2 separate regions of the Homo sapiens genome follow, and region 2 is linked to region 1. Evidence: read pairs that join two places in POLR2A ChIA-PET (ENCODE). Cell type or tissue: GM12878. All regions are shown on one strand. Each heading gives the region's core, and the rest is flanking DNA. Links, peaks and the distances in the headings are about the cores only.

Region 1 (4,000 bases), core at 1-4,000:
ACTAACTGAAAAAGCAGCATGCAGCTACAAGGACTAAAAAAAAGAAAATACTTGGTTGGTTAGAACAGAGGGATTGCAGGTGATTTTTCCCATCGTTTATTACTTTCTTTGACAAATAAAAATTAAGGTAAAATACACTGCATAGTTTCTACTCTGAAATTAGATCTGGGGATTATGGGCAGGTCACAAGCACCAGCACAGGTCAAGAAGAAACTCTCTTTTGGATCCATAGCACATGTGCAATGGCTTCAGGAGATATGGTGCATTCTGTAGGCTGGGGAGCGGGGCTGGGGTGTCACCACAGATCATGGGAACCACTCTTGCTTTCATTCTTTTTTATTTTATGACATTCTGTGAGGACACATTTACTCCTGGGGGATATATTTATCCGGCAATCCTGTGACTGTAAGGAATTCATGAACAAAAAATAAAAATATGAGGAGTGAGAACAAAATAGTATTGCTTAGAAATAAAGGAAAGGGGCCAGGCGTAGTGGCTCATGACTGTAATCTCAGCACTTTGGGAGGCCGAGGCGGGTGGATCACGAGGTCAAGAGATCGAGACCATCCTGGCCAACATTGTGAAATCCTGTCTCTACTAAAAATATAAAACTTAGCTGGGTGTGGTGGCTACTCAGGAGGCTGAGGGAGGAGAATCACTTGAACCCAGTTGGCGGGGATTGCAGTGAGCCAAGATCGCACCACTGCACTCCAGCCTGGTGACAGAGTGAGACTCCATCTAAAAAAAAAAAAAAAGAAAGAAAGGAAAGGACACTCAAGTGCTGTGGAGACACTTCCCTAAAGTTTTGATTTTCCTGTCAGTGCTTCTAATCACATCCCATAAAGGTTCCTGCAAACATGATTTTTACATTCTGCTTCCAACAGAAAAGTATATTAGGTTTTGAAACTGCTTATTTAATTATTCCTTATTTTAAATAAATTACAGCATTCAACAATGCTTTTCCTACTGTTTATTTTTATGTGTGGTTTTTTTCTCTTTTCGAGATAAGGTCTTGCTCTGTCACCCAGGTTAGAGTGCAATGGCACAATCATAGCTTACTGCAGCCTCAAACTCCTGGGCCTAAGTGGTCCTCCAGCCTTGGCCTCCCAAAGTGTTTGGATTATAGACATGAGCCACTGTGCCCAGCCTTCTCTTTTTAAAAAGTATAACTTTAGGCCAGGCGTGGTGGCTCACGCCTGTAATCCCAGCACTTTGGGAGGCTGAGATGGATGGATCATGAGGTCAAGAGATCGAGACCATCCTGGCTAACATGGTGAAACCCCATCTCTACTAAAAATCAAAAAATTAGCCGGGTGTGGTGGCGGGCGCCTGCAGTCCCAGCTACTCGGGAGGCTGAGGCAGGAAAATGGCGTGAACCCAGGAGGTGGACTTGCAGTGAGCCAAGATGGCGCCACTGGACTCCAGCTTAGGCGACAGAGCAAGACTCCGTCTCAAAAAAAAAAAAAAAAAAAGTATACCTTTAAAAAATGAACTTCTCAAACATTCCTATATCTTTCTCTGCCCCACAAAAAACACCCAAGAGAAGAGCCAAGGATAGTAGCATGCATCTGTAGTCCCAGCTACCTGGGAGGTTGAAACAGTAGGATCACTTGAGCCCAGGACTTTGAGGCTGTAGCGGGTTATAATCACACTTGTGAATAGCCACTGCACTCCAGCCTGGGCAACATAGTGAGACCTCGTCTGAGGAAGAAAAAAAACTTCAAGAAACAAAATTAAAATAAAAAACACATTTACCAACCTAAATTGAAGGTCTGCCTTCAATTTAAAAATAGGCAGATGTACCTATTTTCGCCACATTATAACCATATTAGAAACACCTAAAAATAGATTACACTGTAAATTTGAATTCCCATAAATGCAAATTGCTATGTAAGCACAACGTGGTATTTAAGTAAGTACTTACTAATCCATTGTCTTGAAATGATGAGTCATCTGGTTGGAAATCTACTCACCCATGGGTAGGACTACTACAGCTACCCAGTTCAACAACTACAGAAACAGCTGCTGCGTGACTTAGGGAGAAAAATGGAGCTTAGAAGAGAGAGATGAGCATGACATCCCTGGAGCCTCCCCTTCCCTACAGCAGTGTGCACACACCCCATCCACTCCCCTTGAGCACTAAGCTCCCTAATTTATGGTGCTGGCAGACCTGAGACAGTAAAGCAGGGGATACTGCCAAGACCACAGATGGGCCAGAAAACAGGTCAGTACAAGTGGGACAGTCAGGAAAGCAGCTGCTGACAGCAGGCCCTGGACGTGGTGCAGGTAACACGTGTTTCTGGGTAGGCCCATGGGAAGAGAGTAAACTGCTGATCACAGATCAGGCATTGGATTTGAAGTCTCCCTCCTCCACACCCCTACCAAAAAGGAAAGGAAGAACCCTTCTAACCATTGGCCATGCTCCCACAGCCATACACGTACACAAATGCAGCCACTTGGAACTGAGAGGCTTAGTTGAAAATTTTGTTATTATTATTAAACAGGCACCTAGATCCTGAATGAACTTACGATCCTCTCAGGCATGGGGAGTCTACTCAGAGGATGGTTCTCGAGCATGGGCTCAGAATGATATTATCGGGAATAGTCTTTGTAACACTTCAGCCCTAACAGCTCTGGTGCTCCTAGAAGGGCCAGGTGTGCTTAGCGGGGCGATGCACACCCGCAGCTGGCCAACCTGTCTCACTGTGGGTCCACAGTTCCAGGGAAAGGGCACAACCTGAACCTCAGAGTTGGTTCAGCGCATGCTGAGAAGGGCTGATGCCATTTATTTCCCCCCAGCTGCAAAAGGGAGCCCTTGGGGAGCCTTCAGGCTGGGCCATATGTCATGGGCATTTTCTAAGAGCCCCAGACATGGATAGTTTGGAAAGCACCAATGCCCCTATCCTGCTGCACATCCCCTTCCTAAAATGTATCTGCCTGACACACTTGTGGTCCTACTGTCTCCCTTTGCCTCCCCTTTACACCAACTACAGCAGAAAAGCCTCAGGATGTAAAAAACCCAGGGTGCCAAGGAGCCAATGTGGAATGCTAGAAAAGAACCTGATACAGGGAATGACTCGCGACTGGGAATGGGGCTCTTCAAAGCATAGGAAACAGGTTCCCAATTCTTTGCGTCCAACAAAGTGAAAGGAGAACCTACTCTGGAAGCCTGTTGTTAAACTACTAAAAATAATTTTTCATGATAGAAAACTTGGTAATTTAGGGGATATAACTTGGAAGGAATCTGAATAGCAGTATGAATGCTAGAATAAAACTCACCTCATATCCACCTACTTACTTATGTGAATAAAGTTTCTCAGTGCTTATAACTATATAAACAGAAAACAAAAATGGAACTGATGCCAAATATTGTCTTATTCAAGCATGGATATATGAAGTGGAAAAAATATCAAATATCCATCTTCTAAAGAGGGATATTTATCTCAAATTTTACTTTTTATATGTAATAATCATCTATAAAATACATAATTATATTATCTTAAGCAATAATTATAATAATTTATTTCAGAAGAAAAATTTTCACACCTAGAACTTTATCTTCATAGGAAATAATAAACAGTTTAAAATGTAAATTTATACACATGTTTTTGTTGCAGAGAACCTGTGATCTTTTGTAGATGTTGACTAGCGGTACCATAGTGGGGATGACATATTTGGCCTAAATGGGCCCCTCCATCAGTGAGGTTTCCTAGGTCTATGATTTGCTGAAGTGTCAATTGTTCCCTAATGCTCAATGGGTTGATTGTTGGTCACGGCTGGAGCCTTTTAACTTTGGCAAAGTCTGAGAGCCCTGACCAAGAAACACTTGTTTGGTAGAAAGGCCTATTCCAGAGTTTAAAAACCAAACCAAAAACATGGGGTGGGGTGGAGGGGACCGGCCAGGCCATCATACCCCTGAGACTCTGAGCTTTACCTGTGAGTCAATGACAAATATCAGTGCTCCTGTTCCCCGGAAGATCATCTCATAGTCAAATGTAGG
Region 2 (7,322 bases), core at 1,455-5,454, 300 kb before region 1:
TTTTCTGTTTCTGCATTAATTCGTCTAGGGTAATGGCCCCCAGCTACATACGTGTTGTCACAAAGAACATAATTTTGTTCTTTTCTATGGCTGTGGGCAAACTTAAACACAACAAAACTAGATATGTGATATGAGGTTCATAACTGATTTTTATCTAGAAACTATATTTACTTTTGTGTTCTTGTCTTTGTAGGTTTTAAAATCAAAGATGGGAAAATCGGAGAAAATTGCCCTTCCCCATGGCCAGCTTGTTCATGGTATACACTTGTATGAGCAACCAAAGATAAACAGACAGAAAAGCAAATATAACTTGCCACTAACCAAGATCACCTCTGCAAAAAGAAATGAAAACAACTTTTGGCAGGATTCTGTTTCATCTGACAGAATTCAGAAGCAGGAAAAAAAGCCTTTTAAAAATACCGAGAACATTAAAAATTCGCATTTGAAGAAATCAGCATTTCTAACTGAAGTGAGCCAAAAGGAAAATTATGCTGGGGCAAAGTTTAGTGATCCACCTTCTCCTAGTGTTCTTCCAAAGCCTCCTAGTCACTGGATGGGAAGCACTGTTGAAAATTCCAACCAAAACAGGGAGCTGATGGCAGTACACTTAAAAACGCTCCTCAAAGTTCAAACTTAGATTTCAGATTTCAGTATGTGTGTAAAACATAATTTTTCCCATATCCCTGGACTCTTGAGAAAATTGGTACAGAAATGGAAATTTGCCTTGTTGCAACATACAATTGCAAAAGATGAGTTTAAAAAATTACATACAAACAGCTTGTATTATATTTTATATTTTGTAAATACTGTATACCATGTATTATGTGTATATTGTTCATACTTGAGAGGTATATTATAGTTTTGTTATGAAAGTATGTATTTTGCCCTGCCCACATTGCAGGTGTTTTGTATATATACAATGGATAAATTTTAAGTGTGTGCTAAGGCACATGGAAGACCGATTTTATTTGCACAAGGTACTGAGATTTTTTTCAAGAAACAGCTGTCAAATCTCAAGGTGAAGATCTAAATGTGAACAGTTTACTAATGCACTACTGAAGTTTAAATCTGTGGCACAATCAATGTAAGCATGGGGTTTGTTTCTCTAAATTGATTTGTAATCTGAAATTACTGAACAACTCCTATTCCCATTTTTGCTAAACTCAATTTCTGGTTTTGGTATATATCCATTCCAGCTTAATGCCTCTAATTTTAATGCCAACAAAATTGGTTGTAATCAAATTTTAAAATAATAATAATTTGGCCCCCCCTTTTAAAATAGTCTTGACTCTTTGTGTGTGACTGTTTCTCATGTTTGAATGTGTGACTAGGAGATGATTTTGTGTGGTTGGATTTTTTTGACTTCTACTTTACTGGCTGAGTGTGAGCCGCCATGCCTGGCCATAATCTACATTTTCTTACCAGGAGCAGCATTGAGGTTTTTGAGCATAGTACTTGACTACTCTAGAGGCTGAGACGGGAGCATCTCTTGAGCCTGAGAAGTGGAGATTGCAATTGAGCTAGGATCAGGCCACTGCACTCCAGCCTGGGTAACAGACGCTGTCTCAAAAAAAAGGCCAAGAGAAAGTAAGGGAGACAGATTTTGAGTGGGAATGTTAAGCAATCAGGTCAAGTAAAGAAGATCGAATATACAAAGGAACTTCTGTTTGATGTTTTGTGTGAGTCACCATTCCTTCCTTACAAATGCAGATACACCTTCCTCACAAATGGAAGGGAAGCTCATTTAGAAGTTTAGTTTGAAGATGCCCCCAATTTTTAGTCACCAATTTTAGCTTTTGTTAGTAATGTGTTGTAAATATTAATACTAATGACTGACTACAGTGAGTTCTGACATCTCTCCCAAATCAGTTTGTGATTCTAGAAAGGGACACATTAACAGGTTTTAACAACACATTTTTGCACATGGTTATAAAAATTCCTACACAATGTAATATAAGTCCTACCGCCTCAACCACCCTTCTTTCCTTGTCCAACATTTCTCAGCTCTTGTCATTTTGAGCAGTATGTCTGCAGTTTAATGTGTGAGGGCTTATGTGTAACGTATGTTCAGGAAATAGAAGGATAAATGGCAGAGCTGAAAGTTTAGGTGGGATGGGGAGAAAAGACAAATATAACTAAAATACAAGCTATATTCCCCACTCTACAACAACAAATGCCTGAAGAGAGAAAAAGGTAAAGTCTCTTAGGGTGAAGGGACTAATTTTGGTGAGAAAATTTTCTCTTTGGGAATCTGACACCTTAGAAAGTAACAGTGAGTTGAGCTGGGCATGGTGGCTCACGCCTGTAATCCCAGCACCTACGGAGGCTGAGGCGGATGGATCACGAGGTCAGGAGTTCAAGACTATCCTGGCCAAGATGGTAAAACCTTGTCTCTACTAAAAATAGAAAAAAATTAGTCGGGCTTGGTGGCAGGCACCTGTAATCCCAGCTACTCAGGAGGCTGAGGCAGAAAATTGCTTGAACTCGGGAGGCGGAGGTTACAGTAAGTCGAGATCGCGCCACTGCATTCCAGCCTGGGTGACAGAGCAGGACTCCATCTCAAAAAAATGAAAAAAAAAATTGAGTTGAGCCTTAAAAGATAAGTATTTGACACACAAAAAAGGAAAAAAATTGTGAGGTAAAAGTTTGAGCAGATGGTGGTGTAAAAAGATGCACAACGCTGAATCCCAGCACTTTGGGAGGCTGAGGCTGGTGGATCACCTGAGGTCAGGAGTTCGAAACCAGCCTGCCCAACATGGCGAAACCCTGTCTCTACTAAAAATACAAAAAATTAGCTGGGTGTGATGGTGGGTGCCTGTAATTCCAGCTACTTGGGAGGCTGAGGCAGGTGAATCGCTTGAACCCAGGAAGCGGAGGTTGCATTGAGCCAAGATTGTACCACTGCACTCCAGCCTGAGCGATGAGTGATACTGCATGTCAAAAAAAAAAAAAAAAAAAAAAAAAAAAAAAAATGTACAATGTCCAGTAGCTTAAGAGAAATGCAAGAAAGGAAGGGAAGTTTTTAAAAGGTATATTGGGGTAAGAACACGAAGGGCCTTCAGTGTCACGCGGAAGAGCTTCAACTTTATTTTGTAAGCATGGCAGTTCTCAAAGGTTTATGAGTAAGGGAATGGAATTCTTGCTTCAAAAAGAAAACGTAGAAATATGGAGGACAGCTTGATAAGGGAAAGCTTGAAACAGATTACTTAGGTGAGGATATTTCAGTAGCTCAAAAGAGAAAAGGGCCTAGAGGGCATTATCAGAGGTATGGGCTTATTTGGGGGAATGTTTTAGAGCTAGAATTGAGGATTGAGCATCTGAATAGAGGGTAAGGAAAAGACTTGAAATTGAGCAACTTGAAGGATAAATCTACCAATTAGGGGATTGCAGGGGGATCAGAATTATAAAGGAAGGTCATTTTGATTTGGCATGTTGAACTTTGGGGTGCCTCTAGGACATCCATGTGGAAAGGCACAGCAAGTAGATAGAAAATAGGTCAGATCCAGAGGTATGGCTTTGGTAAATAGTGCACAAAGCAGTAATTACAACAGGGAAATGAGAGTGGAATATTTTATCTCTATCCTTTTCTTTTTGTCTCATAAGATTTAATGCTTTTAGGCCAGGCACGGTGGCTCATGCCTGTAATCCCAGCACTTTGGGAGGCCTAGGGGGGCAGATCACTTGAGTCCAGGAGTTCGAGACCAGCCTGGGTGACATAGGGAACCCCGTCTTTACTAAAAATGCAAAAATTAGCCGGGTGTGGTGGCACATGCCTGTGTTCCGAGCTACTTGGGAGGCCGAGGCAGGAGGACCGCTTGAGCCCGGGAGGCAGAGGTTGCAGTGAGCCGAGATAATGCCACTGCACTCCAGCCTGGGCAACGGAGTGAGACTCCCTGTCTAAAAATAATAATAATAATAATGCTTTACCAGTAGTCTTGACCTCATCCTCTCTGCCTCCTATGGACTGTCAACTTCACTGTGATAGTAGTTGAATTATAATTTCCTCATGAAACTTATATAGAGGTTGTTTTTTTTTCCGTACCTGTAAAAGTCTGTGTTAGCAGACAGTTCTAATTTAAATTCTGAATTCTGATAGCAGGGGCCCAGTTGGTGCAAAGGAGGAATAAAGTTTCCTTCCCTTTTCTACAATTTGAAATTGGGTGAAACTGATCTTTTGTAACTCTTTATCTCTTCTTGCAGCTCTCTCATCTCCTAATAACCCTCCTCATCTTATTGCTGGATAAACTATCCTTTGTTTTCGTGGGTGGAAGGCAATTTATATGCAATCAATATCTGCTTCAGGTTGAAGGAATCAAGTATATGTATCCTTGGGTATGAAAGGCTGATAGTCCCATCATACTCCTATATTTAAATTTTTGAAGGACATTGCTAAACTAAATACATTTTAAAATCACAGAATTGCCTTGCTGAGTCTGATCCCTGAGCTAACTCCTCCAAGTTGTTTTCTCATTGTTGTACTTCTTTCCTTCTGAATCTAGAAATCTCCCGGAAACTGTTGCATAAGTTTTCAAATGGGGAAAGAAAGTATGCCTGTGTTGTGAGATGAGATGGTGTAGGAGACAGAATTGTGTAAACACAAATAATGTAATTCAGGAACTACTTGTTTTGTTAACTTGAATTATAAAAATACCAAATTCAATAACAATTTAAGATGTATAAAAGGTGTTGCATTTAGTGAGGGTCCACTGTTGAGATTTTAGAATTCATTTTCTAGAGCAGGGTTTATAATAATGTGGGCTTAGTGTAGAACTGGCTACACAAATTTTAAATTCCCTCATTAAAGGAATAGCTTATCATAGATTATGTGGCATTAATCATAGTTTCTGAATTTAGTAATGGTAAAAAGGGACAAAGTGGGACAATTGATAGAAGCAACCTACAAAATTTATGAAAGTCAGATACACATTTATCAAAGGAGGCTACATGTTCTATTCAAGCTGCATTTAATTAGAAGAGGTCAGATAATCTTGAACATTTAACAATACTTTAAAAGACAAAATGACATTAAACAATGATAAAAATACCTCATTTCTCTAGTTATTCACACAATATTTTTATGAATGTGGAAGAAAAGATTCAGGAAAGTTAAGTAATTTTTCTTAGTCTAATACAATTAGCATTCAGAAAAATATGTGTTATGTCTGGTTGTAAAGACACTAGATGATAATCACACTCCTCCAAAGCTGGTTATATATACATGGCTGCTCCTACTAAATTATTACAGATAGTTCTCTTATTCCAAGATTAGAGTTTGTTAATCTGACATTGTCAAATGCAAATTACAAATGTGTTCTTGGCATCTTGGCATTTTAGGATCTTGGGCAAGGGATGGCAAGTAGAAATGTTTTCTTTTTTTGGAGACAGAGTCTCACTCTGTCATCCAAGCTGGAGTGCAGTGGTGCAATCTTGGCTCACTGCAACCTCCACCTCCTGGGTTCAAGTGATTCTGCCTCAGCTTCCCAAGTAGCTGGGACTACAGGTGCACGCCGCCCTGTTTGGCTAACTTTGATAGTTTTAGTAAACACAGGGTTTCGCCATGTTGGCCAGGCTGGTCTCGAACTCCTGGCCTCAAGTGATCTGCCTGTCTCAGCCTCCCAAGGTGCTGGGATTACAGGCATAAGCCACCCCACTGGGCCTTTTCTATTTGAGACAGGGTTTTGCTCTGTCATGCAGGTTGGAGTGCAATGAGTGGTGCGATCACAGTTCATTGCAACCTCTGCCTCCTGGTTTCAAGTGATGTTCCCACCTCAGCCTCCTGAGTAGTTGGGACTACAGGGACGTGGACATGTGGTTTCACTGTGTTGTCCAGGCTGGTCTCAAACTCCTGAGCTCAAGTGATCCACTGGCCTCGGCCTCGCAAAGTGTTGGTATTACAGGAGTGAGCCACCAAGCCCAGCCGAAAACGTTTTCCCTTTTTGTTTTCAGGGTTTTTAAGTGATTTCTTCCTTTTTGTAGCCATTTTGATGATTTTTGGTTATTTCCAATTGCAAATGTTTGATTTAAATTGAACTCACAATTGCCTACTAACAGTAAGATTTTTAAATACAAGATCTTTATTATTTCACTTTACTTGACAACATGGAATCAGAGGGCTTTTTGGTCCCATCAAACCTTTGGATAAGTTACAATTTGAGGGGATTTTCTAACTATAAAACAAGGGCTTTCAACAATCCCTTCCAAAGTTGAGCAAAATTAACCTTACTCTTCAAATGACTAGGCATTTAATGCTCTCAAATTTTAGAAAGGATTACTATCAAAGACTGGAAATGTCCCTTTTCTACCAGACTTTCAAGGCTCTTAGAGTCACTGTTCATTCAGTCCAGTCTCCTTAACCATCCAGGTCTATTTCTTAAGTTCCTGTAATCATGTGATGCCTGAGACCAGATCCTGAATTTCAAAAATAAGAAAACAGAATTGTTTATGAAAGGTATTCAACCAAGGTTTTCTGGCTGTACTTTAGCTAATTAGAATACCTCATGTATGAATATTCCAGGTTTTTTTTGAAATACTTTGTTAAATTCAAAATACTTGGGGGATAGATGGAAATATATGTGGCAAAGCAGGTGTAATTAACTGCTAACTGTAGAATCTAGGTAGTGGGTATATGGATGTTCCACTTTAAAATTCAGCTACATTTAACATTTTTTTATACTGAAGATTTTTATAATAAAGTGTTAAAGAAAATAGAGTTAGGGAAAATTAAGGCTGCTTTACTGGTTCACTCCAACATTATATATAATTTGAATATTTGCTTTTTTTTTTTTTTTTTTACTAATAATTCTAAAAGCTCACTTATATGTAGCATACAGCACAAATAAGCTGATCTTATGAGGTTGTAAACTTTGAACCTTCTGAATGTTTTCCTCTGCATTTTCAAGTAGGTTGGCTAGTTGGTTATAACATCTAAAAAAACAGAACTCTAGTTAATGACAGAAACACCAAGGCCATTGTAAATAAGAGCTGAAAGATTAGAGAAACAATAACATATTTAAGCACTGGCTTATTTAGGAAATGTGACAGATAACATTTAATGTTAATGTTATCTGTTATGTTAATGTTAACATTAACATAAATGTTAATACTTGAAGAATAATTAGAGAAGGATAAAGAGGTAAATTGGGATTATAAAGATTCTGAAAAGGGCTTGGTTTGGTGCTCACGCCTGTAATCCCAGCACTTTGGGAGGCCGAGGCAGTAGGATCACTTGAGGCCAGGCATTTGAGACCTGGCAACGTAGTGAGACTATTTCTACAAAGATTCTGAAAGGGATTTATAACTGTCCGTGGTTTGAGAAGAGAGTT

What was found. ChIA-PET counts read pairs that join two places held together with the same protein. Peaks named below come from ENCODE experiments on the same cell type or tissue, not always from the same donor. Only the 100,000 strongest peaks of a DNase experiment are listed, where the experiment ranks them.
Region 2: POLR2A ChIA-PET joins it to region 1 with 9 read pairs; 8 of 35 experiments call an interaction of 5 or more read pairs at or near these places.

The regions. Positions count from the first base shown.
Region 1 is chr6:89,383,361-89,387,360 of GRCh38, forward strand. It overlaps RRAGD (Ras related GTP binding D), which reads right to left. Exons shown (of 7, transcript NM_021244.5): 2 at 3,935-4,000. Among named protein-coding and RNA genes, the nearest start is that of RRAGD, 27 kb to the right of the region's middle. RefSeq lists an enhancer at 1,935-2,014. In GM12878, for the core only: no CTCF peak of the experiment used is centred there; a DNase peak (open chromatin) is centred at 1,987; H3K4me3 peaks cover 389 bases; H3K27ac peaks cover 372 bases.
Region 2 is chr6:89,083,560-89,090,881 of GRCh38, forward strand. It overlaps PNRC1 (proline rich nuclear receptor coactivator 1), which reads left to right. Exons shown (of 2, transcript NM_006813.3): 2 at 194-1,601. The coding sequence ends at 637. Among named protein-coding and RNA genes, the nearest start is that of PNRC1, 6.5 kb to the left of the region's middle. RefSeq lists enhancers at 948-1,475, 1,476-2,002. In GM12878, for the core only: no CTCF peak of the experiment used is centred there; no DNase peak of the experiment used is centred there.